2 separate regions of the Homo sapiens genome follow, and region 2 is linked to region 1. A link is a contact called in ENCODE Hi-C or POLR2A ChIA-PET data. All regions are on one chromosome and are shown on one strand. The core of a region is the stretch at or near the end of the contact, and the rest is flanking DNA. Distances in the headings are between cores, read along the strand shown.

Region 1 (4,316 bases), core at 1,221-3,720:
TGGGTGGAGTTAGATCGGGACCTGGGGCTTGTTGGGTGGGGTGGGTGGAGGTGCCAGGGCCTTCCTCTCCTGCCCCACTCAGGCCTTATCACCGCTCACCTGACTGTGGCCACAGTCTCCTCCCTGTCAGCGTCTCCCCGCCCAATCAACGCTTCACACCTTTGCAGCTGCTGATTCCCGGAGGACCACTTACACCAAGCACTGTGAGCTGATCGATGGCAGAGTCTCTCCAGCTCATGAGTCTTCAGTGACTCCCCATTGTCCATGGAAAACAGAAGACACCTGAGGCCTTGCACAGTGGACCTTATTCTCATCCCTCCCTCAGGAGAATCCTCTGCCTCGAGCCGAAGGCCGTGGGCTCTGCAGACTCCAGGCCTCTCCTTCCCAGGGCGGTCTTCCCTTTCCCTATGCTCAAGGCACAGCCCAAGTCCCACCTCCTCCATTGCAAGGGACACCACCCTCTGAATTCCTGTTGGGGAAAGAGCCTAGTTTTGCAGCCAGATAGGCCCGAGTTAGAGTCTCAGCTCAGTTCCAATCCCATTAGCTGGTTGCAAGTCATTAACTTTGTCAACCTTCAGTAAATGGAAATCAGGCCCACACTGTAGGTGCCTGGGGGTGCTGATGGTTGAGTGGAATCTGTTCTTTTGACCTTCCCAGCATCTTTCCCCTTCCCAGCATCCTTTCCCCTTTCTTTTGGTGATGTCGCCTGGATTTTCTGTTGGGTATGTGGTCCAGGGGTGGCTGACCTCACTTCCTGGTTCCAGCATAAGATCATGACTGAGAGCTGGCCAATGAGAATATTCCCTCGCCCCAGCCACAGAGTCAGATTCCCGGGGATGAACTTGTGAGTCAAAACAGGCTGGTGGGAACACACTTGGGGTGTTAGCTGGAGTTATTGAAGCTTTCTTTCCCACTGGAGTCACTAGGTAGATAGAAGGAAAGCTGAAGCCTTTAGCCACTGCTGTGGGTTGAAGTGTGTACCCCAAAAAGATATGTTCAAATTCTAATCCCCTGCACCTTTGGAGGTGGCCTTGTTTGGAAAAAGGGTCTTTGCAGATGTAGGCAAGTGAAGATGAAGCCATCCTGGATCAGGGTGGCTTGTGGCTTGTGTCCAATGCCTTGTGTCCTTCTAAGAAGAGAGAAATCGAGACACAGACACACACAGGGAAAAGGCCGAGTGATGACAGCAGCAGAGATGGGAGCGCGGCAGCTACAAGCTGAGGGATGCCAAGCATGGCTGGCACCACCCAGGAGCCTGGAGAGAGGGAGGGGACAGCCTCCTCCTTAGAGCCTCGAAACACCCTACCCACATCCTGGCTTCAGACTTCCAGCCTGCACAACTGGGAGAGAATCACTTTCTGCTGTGTTAAGCTACACTAGTTCATGGTGATTTGTTACAGCAGCTGCAGGAAATGAACACAGACACCAAATGGAGATACTGTGTCTGAGATTGAAGCCAGCACCGTGGAATCAGAGCTGCCAGGAGGGAGACGTGGACTCTCGACCCTGTGGCCACACTTGGTTCCCCCAGCAGCTGAAGCACGAAGTCTACTGGACTTACTAGACTTTCCAGTTACCTGGACCAATATATTCTCTGTTTTACTTAAGCTGTTTCGATTGGATTTCTGGCTATTTCAACTGAGAGAGGCCTAACTCTCAGTTATACAGAGACAATGGATGTAAAATGCATTGAAGGCCAGGCACAGTGGCTCGCGCCTGTAATCCCAACACTTTGGAAAGCCAAGGCAGGAGGATGGCTTGAGCCCAGGAGTACGAGACCAGCCTGGGAGACGTGGCAAAACGAAACCCCGTTTCTACAAAAAAATACATTAAACCATTTTAAAAAGAAAATATAAAATGTATTGCATGCTGCCTGGCCAATGGGAGACAGTGGAGTGAATGTAGGAAGTAGTTAGTAGAGTAAATGGTATTTATTATTACTGCTATTGCTGTTGTTTCTATTTCCAGCTAGGCTGAGCACTCTTGAGTGGCATAAGGGCCGAGTCTCTATTGGGCGTGGGAAGCAGGTTCTGAGGGGGTGGGGCCTCCTGTGGATAGGGGGACAGGAAGCAGGACTGGGCAGGGTGAGGCCAGGCTGGGATATGGGCCCGAGGGCAGCCTCAGCCAGCCCCACAGGGGTTCTGGAGCCAGAACTGCTCTTCAGAGTCCCCCTTGGGCCAACGGTGTCAGGCCTTTCTGCTGTTGCATCCTTCAGTCACTGAAGCTGGTTGCCTGGGAAGAGGTGAGATCCTGGGAAAGGTGACTCCCTGCCACTGAAGCTACCCCTGAAAGGGCGCACGGCTAAACGGCCACCCTCCTAGCAGCCGGGGCAGCAAGTCTTTCACCAAAGGGTGACCTGGGATGGGCATCACAGCGCCCACCACACTCAGTGCATAACTCTGGGCTGGCACCCGATAAACACTCATTATTGACAGCAGTCATTCGTTCACTCAAAACCCAAGGTCGATGGGGTAGTCAGGTGGCTGCGTGGTCTGAGATGACGGAGCTCTTTGGGGGTGTTGCCCTGGTGGAGGCTAGGGGTGGGATCAGAACCTAATGGAAACACCACAGGGGGCAGGAGGGGATGTGGCCAGGTCGGGTGTGACCAGGATTGGTTGTGCGGCCTTGTCCAGGGCTGGCACTGATAAGATCCAAGGCGGTGTCCGCTGAATGAACCAGGCTGCTGACCAGGGTGCTGTGAGCAATTCCCATCGCTTCCCTCTGGGCTGTGAGGCTCCTGCGCTGTAATATTTCTCTTCCTTTCTTAATGCTGATTTCGTTGTGTGTAGGGTAGAGTTCAGAGGCTGGCTAAGCCTTTAAAGGCTCCTTTTTTGAGTCTTGGCCAGGCCAACCCATGGCCCAGCCCCTATCTCAAAGCCAGGCACTCCCTCTTATCAGATAAGAAACCACGACTCAGAGAGAGGAAGCTAGCTGTTCAAAGTCACAGTCGGTGGTTGGGCCAGGAAACGGGACCCACTTCTCCCTCCCAGGCCTTCCTCATGTGCAATGCAGGCCCCCAGCTCAGGCCACGCTCCTCTGCCTAGCGAGGGTCCCAGCCTCTCTGCCTGCATCTGGCTTCACGCACACTTTCCGAGGGCAGGGGCTGCCCGGCTGCTACAAGCCGCAGTGGTAGGGCAGTGACTTGGCTGAGGGGGACATGGGGCTTGTCATTCCTCCCAGGGCTTCTCCAGGAAGTGACAGCCAGAAGGGCCCTGGGAGGCCGCTTGGTTCGATCCCACCCCCCTTTCCCATATCACAGGTGACTGGAAAGTCCAGGCCCCTGAGGTAAGGAGGTCACATAGTGAGTTGTCAGTGGGGGCAAAACCTGAGTTGCTTATTTGTTTTCCCTAAATCGCTCCTCTCCCTGAGTTTGCATCGAGCCCCTCAGAGCAATATTTTTTTCCCAAATGGTCTTCGCAGAGCACAACACAAGAATTGGTTTTACCACACGGCCCGCGTGCACTTCTTAAGGGCAGGCTGCCCATAAGGATCGAAAGCAGGGATGGGGAGGCAGCTCACTCCACGCGTGTCCTCCTTGCCTTTATTTATTTCTTCATTGAGACAGAGTCTCTCTCTGTTGCCCAGGCTGGAGTGCAGTGGCGCGATCTTGGCTCACTGTAATCTCCGCCTCCCAGATTCAAGCGATTCTCCTGCCTCAGCCTCCCGAGTAGCTGGGATTACAGGCGTGGGACACCGCGCGCAGCCCCTGCCTTTATTTTTTATAACCAAGACTGCTGTCTAAGAAGGTGGCTTCCATGAAGATCATTTTGCCCTGCGAGCACCCGGCTGGGTTGGATGTGCAGAGAGGGGTCTAGAGGAGTCGGCAGAGGAGATGGGAGGCCCCATGGGCTGCCTGAACAAAGGGAGAGGAGTCTGGAGAACACAGCAGGGAGAGCAGGGGTGAGGGGGAGAGAGGGGTGGCAGGGCCAGGGCTGTGAGAGGCGGCGGCTGGGACTTTGGCACTGTGCAGTGGGGAGGCCAAAGTCCCCAGTGAAGCGACTGACTGAAGGGCATGTGAAGAACCTGAACGTGCTGTGTTCCAGGAGAAGCTGTTTCCCTATCCACGGTGCAGTGAAGGCCCCCACCTGCTCTCCGCTCCAGAATGGGAAGAGAGGGAGGGATAGACGCTGCACCTGGGTTATCACAGGGTGGCACAGAGAGAAATGCAGAAGCAGGGCCTAGAGGCTGAGGACCCCCGGAACCTAAGCCCCACCGCACTGCCATTCTAGGGGACCAGAAGAAATCCTGGGGAGGGCCCTGGGTTCCTCCGCCCCTGGCATGGGGGTTCACATTCATCATGCTTAGACCTCAGGAAG
Region 2 (4,316 bases), core at 1,010-3,509, 88 kb after region 1:
TGGGGCGTCCAGTTTCTGGAGGCAGGCAGGGCCTCCTGTGGCCTGATCCATTGGCTGGAGAGGAGTCAGCAGGGGCTGGGGTCATGGCATTGTCCCAGTGGGAATGGAAAGTTTGCCTCCTGGAGGCGCCCCCTCTGCCCCACGTCTGATTGCGGGCAGAGTCTTGGACGGGGCAGTGGCACATTCAGAACCTCTGGCCAGGCTAGGACCATGAGAAGTGGGCTTTTCATAGGTTACAAGCCCTGTGGCCGTGGGAGCAGGCGGGGCAGGGACCCTGGTCAGCCTGATTCACAGGCCAGGATGCTGCCACCTGAGCCTTGTAACTGAGCCCTCGTGGCTCCTGAGGGTGGGTTAAGGAGGAGAAGGTGTTCCGAACCGGAACTCCTAACCAAGGGCTCTATCAGTCCTTCCACCTCCTGCTTCCGGCCCGCCCCACACCTACCCCCTGGAGGGCCGTGGAGTTTCTTTGATGCACGGCCTGGCTGTTTTTCCAGAACGTGGTTCATTTGCAGTCCCAGCCCATCGGGAGAGCGGCCTGAGAGTCTGAGGGCTCCAGCCCAGGGGAGAGGCTTGCTGGGGCCTGGCTGGGCTGAAGTGGTGGAGAGGGGAGAGGCCAGGCCCAGAACCTCTTTTTCCCTCTTGTGTTCCCAGGCCGGTCAGGCTCCTGCTGGGCGATTGATGGAGGTGAGAGGATGTGGGCTAGGGCTGGGTCTGGGCAAGGGCTCTGTGAGGGAGCAGGGTTAGGCACTCTCCCCCGCTCCCCCCACCTGCCTCCCACCTCCACTCTCTGCAGATAGCCCTTGCCCCAAGGCTGCAGCCCAGTTGACATCCCTGAGCCTGGGCCACCAAGCGCAGCTCCCTTGCGCCCTCTAGTGTCTGCCCCTCTCAGGTACAGGGTGCCTTGGGCCAATCTCTGAACCTAGAATTGACCTTCCAAACCGGGCCATTCCTAAGCATGAGGTGGACTCTGTTGACAATGATGCTGGGCAGCAGACGCAAAAAGAGACTGGGCCAGCTGTCTTTTCACTCCACTCAGGTCAGAAGTGCCCCCTCCCCACTCCACTGTGGTCCCCAGAACCATCTCTGGGAACCACCCCATTTGTAAATGAGATAATGCATGTGACGTGCTTAGCAAGGGGCTGGGAGAGTAGGGGACCAGTGACTATGTGGTCAATGAACAGCTATTAGCTCCACTAGGTAGAAGCAATGATCTGTTTGGTCCTGTGCTGGGGGCTCGTTTCCAGGGGGGAGGACAGAGAAGCTCTGTCCAGTGCTGCTGAGGCAGGAATGAGGACTCCATGTTCGGAGTCTGGCACGGAGCAGGAGGGTGATTTGATGGCTCGGTGTGTGTTGGCTGCAAGAGCAAATGCAAAACGTCAGCCTGAGATTAATCAAGACATCCTTCCACTTACCGTTTCGGGTCTTGTTGGGGAGTTTGGAAGGAAAACTGCCTTTCCAGCAAGATGTTTTGACATGATGCCTTTTCCCTGGCATGCGTTGTCTCCTTCTCCCCACCCATCCCCTTCGCCACAGCTTTAGGGATGACCTCTGCCCTGCTGGGTGCCCTTGATGACTAACACAGCAAGTGTGTGGACCGCCACCTGTCCTGGCCTCACCCACCTTCACCCTCCATTTCTTCATGACTGCCCCCGTGGCTTCTAGGGGGAAGGCCCCAGACAGGTTTGCTAAACTACTGACTCCCAGGGCTCCCTGACAGGGCCTGATGCAGGGTGGCCAGCGGTTGTGACCCCTAGACCAGGTGGGTCCCAGCACAGGGACCTGAGCCCCACCCTCAGGGAGCTGGCGGCTACACGGGGAGCGGTCACCTGTACAGATAAATCTAGTGGAAAGCCCCCATGGCCAGAACCAGGGCGGAGGGCCTGGGGCAGGCTCTGGAGTATAGAAGAGGGAAGGCGCCTTTGGAACAGACAGCAGAGAGAAGAGCCTGCAGGATGAGTGCGAAGGATTGCTGTGGACAGAGGTGGGCCAGGGCTCAGCTCGAGGGCTCCCAGGGAAAGGAGCCTGGGGTGGCCTGGGCACCGTGTGTGTGTGTGTGTATGTGTGTGCGCGCGCGTGCATGTGCGTGTGCATAGGTATGATTCAGGGAGACATAAGGGACTTTGGCAAAGTCAGGAGGATGTGGGGGCTAAGCAAACACCACTTTGAAGACTTCTCTTTGGCATGGGGTGTGACAAGCCAGGTCTGGTGCCTTGTTGAGGAAAGGGAGAAAACTCTGAGTTGGTTTTTGTGTTCCTCAAACCAGTTTGCCCACATCCTTGGCATCATCTGTGCCCTGTGAAGGGCCCGCTTGGAGCCATGCATGTCTGGGCCTGAGGGTGGCGGTGCCTACGTGAGGCCCTGCGGTCTCTTCAGGAGCTCCCCGAGAGGGGCACTTGGCCACTGTTGGAGCTGAGAGGGGCCTGGCCCAGCTCACCCGCCTCTCCTGCTTCTCACCCAGCCCCTGCTGCTGAGAGCTCTGGCAGCCTCCGTGTGCACAGCAGGCCTGGGCTCAGTCACAGGTAGCTCTTCTGTCTGCTCCACGGTGGCTCTCCTCAGGGCCTTGGCTCTCATGTGAGGCTTCCAGCTGCTGCTCACACTCAGAGCTTTGCATGACCAGCAACACACAGGCAGATAAGAGCATTGGGTCTAGGGCGAGAAAATCCTGGGTTCAAGATCAGGCTCTGCCATTTACCAGCTATGTGGCCTCAGGCAGGTTGAACTCTTTGAGCCGCAGTTATCTCATCTGTAAATTGGGGATAATAACACTTAATGGTACTTATCTCATGGGGTTGTCATGAGGATCAAATGAGATGATGTGTGTGTAAACACCTTACAGAGGGCTCCACTAATGGAAGGCATTATTATTGCTGTTTCCATACCACACGACACTCACCCAAGAATGGAAGTTCATGTTCTGACTGTCAATGACGTGTCCAGCATTCCTCCTGTGCTCATTTCATAACTATTCGTTGAGCCTCCTTGGTGCCAGGCACTGTTCTAGACTCTTGGGCCATAAAAATCAATAAAACACAAGATCCCTGCCTCCTTACGGCTGACCTTCTAGGGGAGAGACTTTCACATACCCCAATCTACTTAGCACACATTCCAACCTCTCTCTGGCATCTGCAAACTCAAGTCTGCAAGGTGAAGCAACATCCTAAGCTGCTAGGAACTCTCTCCATAAGTACTCATCCAGATGGCCTGGTGATACGGACAGGAGACAGGGAAATACTGGGTAGAAGAGGGTGGCTCCTGGCAAAGGCCCCACCCTCAAGCCTGAAGACCCACGGCCCTAAATGAGGACAGGCATTCCTGTTTTTGAGCGGAAAAAGTTGCCTTTTGGCCTGCCACACCCCCTATCCTGCACCCATATAAACCCTGAACCCCAGGCTTCAGAAACAGACGAGCAAGCCAGCAGACCAGCAGACGGACAGTGGAACGATGCAGTAGAGAAAGAGAGAGGAGGAGGAACATCTGAACATGGAGAGGAGTTTGACTGGGGACGGTCAGAGAGGAGTCCGGCTGCTGGGCTCCTGACTCCAGGGGAAGATCACCTTCCTACTCCATACCCCCCTTCTGGCTCCTCATCCGTCCCACTGAAAGCTACCTCTACCATTCAATAAAACCTCGCATTCATCCTTCAAGCCCATGTGTGACCCAGTTTTTCCGGGATGCTGGATAAGAGCTTGTGATACAGAGAGCTGTCACACTGGCCCTCTGCCCTTGCGAAAAGGCAGAGGGTCCATTGAGCTGGTTAACACATGCTGTCTGCGGACAGCAAAGCTGAAAGAGCTTTGTAACACTGGGGTTGCAGGCACCCACCTTTAGACACTACAGTAGGGCCAGAGCCCAAATGGCTCACCCTGGCCTCTGCACCTTCCCATCTGCATGCTCCACCTCCTGAGAGGGATTTGAGCAGCAGGGGTGACCGAAAAGGCAAGCGGCACATCCTGAGGGGGATCGGGGACCTCTCCTGTTTCACTGCAGAAGTCCTTTCGTGGCAAAACAAGGTCATGTTGAGACAACACTCAGAGCATTGTCGTGAAAAGGGAGCACAATCATTAAGAGTAGTTGCCCATTTTACAGATGAGGAAATTGGGGCCCAGAAAAGTTTAACTGCCTTGCCCTAGGTTATGCTGCTGCTCAGTAACAAAATAACTTAGTCAACAAATATTTGCTGAGCCCCTATTTTGTGCCAGCCACTGCTTTGGGCACTGGGGCACAGTCAGTGCCTTAGTGGAGCTTGCATTCTCTAAAGGGGTGACTTAAAATAAATATGTAAACAGGTGAGCTCATTTCAGACATGATGAGTGCTA

The links. A loop is a pair of places that touch in the nucleus more often than their neighbours do. ChIA-PET counts read pairs that join two places held with the same protein, here RNA polymerase II (POLR2A). Pooled maps may share reads with other maps.
Region 2: a loop to region 1 is called in a pooled map, with 2.6 times the contacts of the local background. The contact joins two enhancer-like sites. A Hi-C loop is called at or near these places in 1 of 168 maps with a recorded cell type or tissue (naive thymus-derived CD4-positive, alpha-beta T cell) and 9 of 50 pooled maps. POLR2A ChIA-PET finds 5 or more read pairs at or near these places in 5 of 52 experiments (IMR-90, activated CD4-positive, alpha-beta T cell, activated CD8-positive, alpha-beta memory T cell and 2 more).

Annotation. Positions count from the first base shown.
Region 1 is chr2:28,364,006-28,368,321 of GRCh38, forward strand. LOC105374382 (a long non-coding RNA gene) reads left to right here. Exons shown (of 3, transcript XR_007086256.1): 3 at 83-1,851. Among named protein-coding and RNA genes, the nearest start is that of FOSL2, 27 kb to the right of the region's middle. Within about 2 kb of position 2,471, at least 11 of the 41 ENCODE cell types and tissues checked have a DNase peak (open chromatin) inside an H3K27ac peak, as active enhancers do.
Region 2 is chr2:28,451,797-28,456,112 of GRCh38, forward strand. No RefSeq gene overlaps it. Among named protein-coding and RNA genes, the nearest start is that of PLB1, 42 kb to the right of the region's middle. RefSeq lists enhancers at 1-447, 448-961. Within about 2 kb of position 2,260, at least 2 of the 41 ENCODE cell types and tissues checked have a DNase peak (open chromatin) inside an H3K27ac peak, as active enhancers do.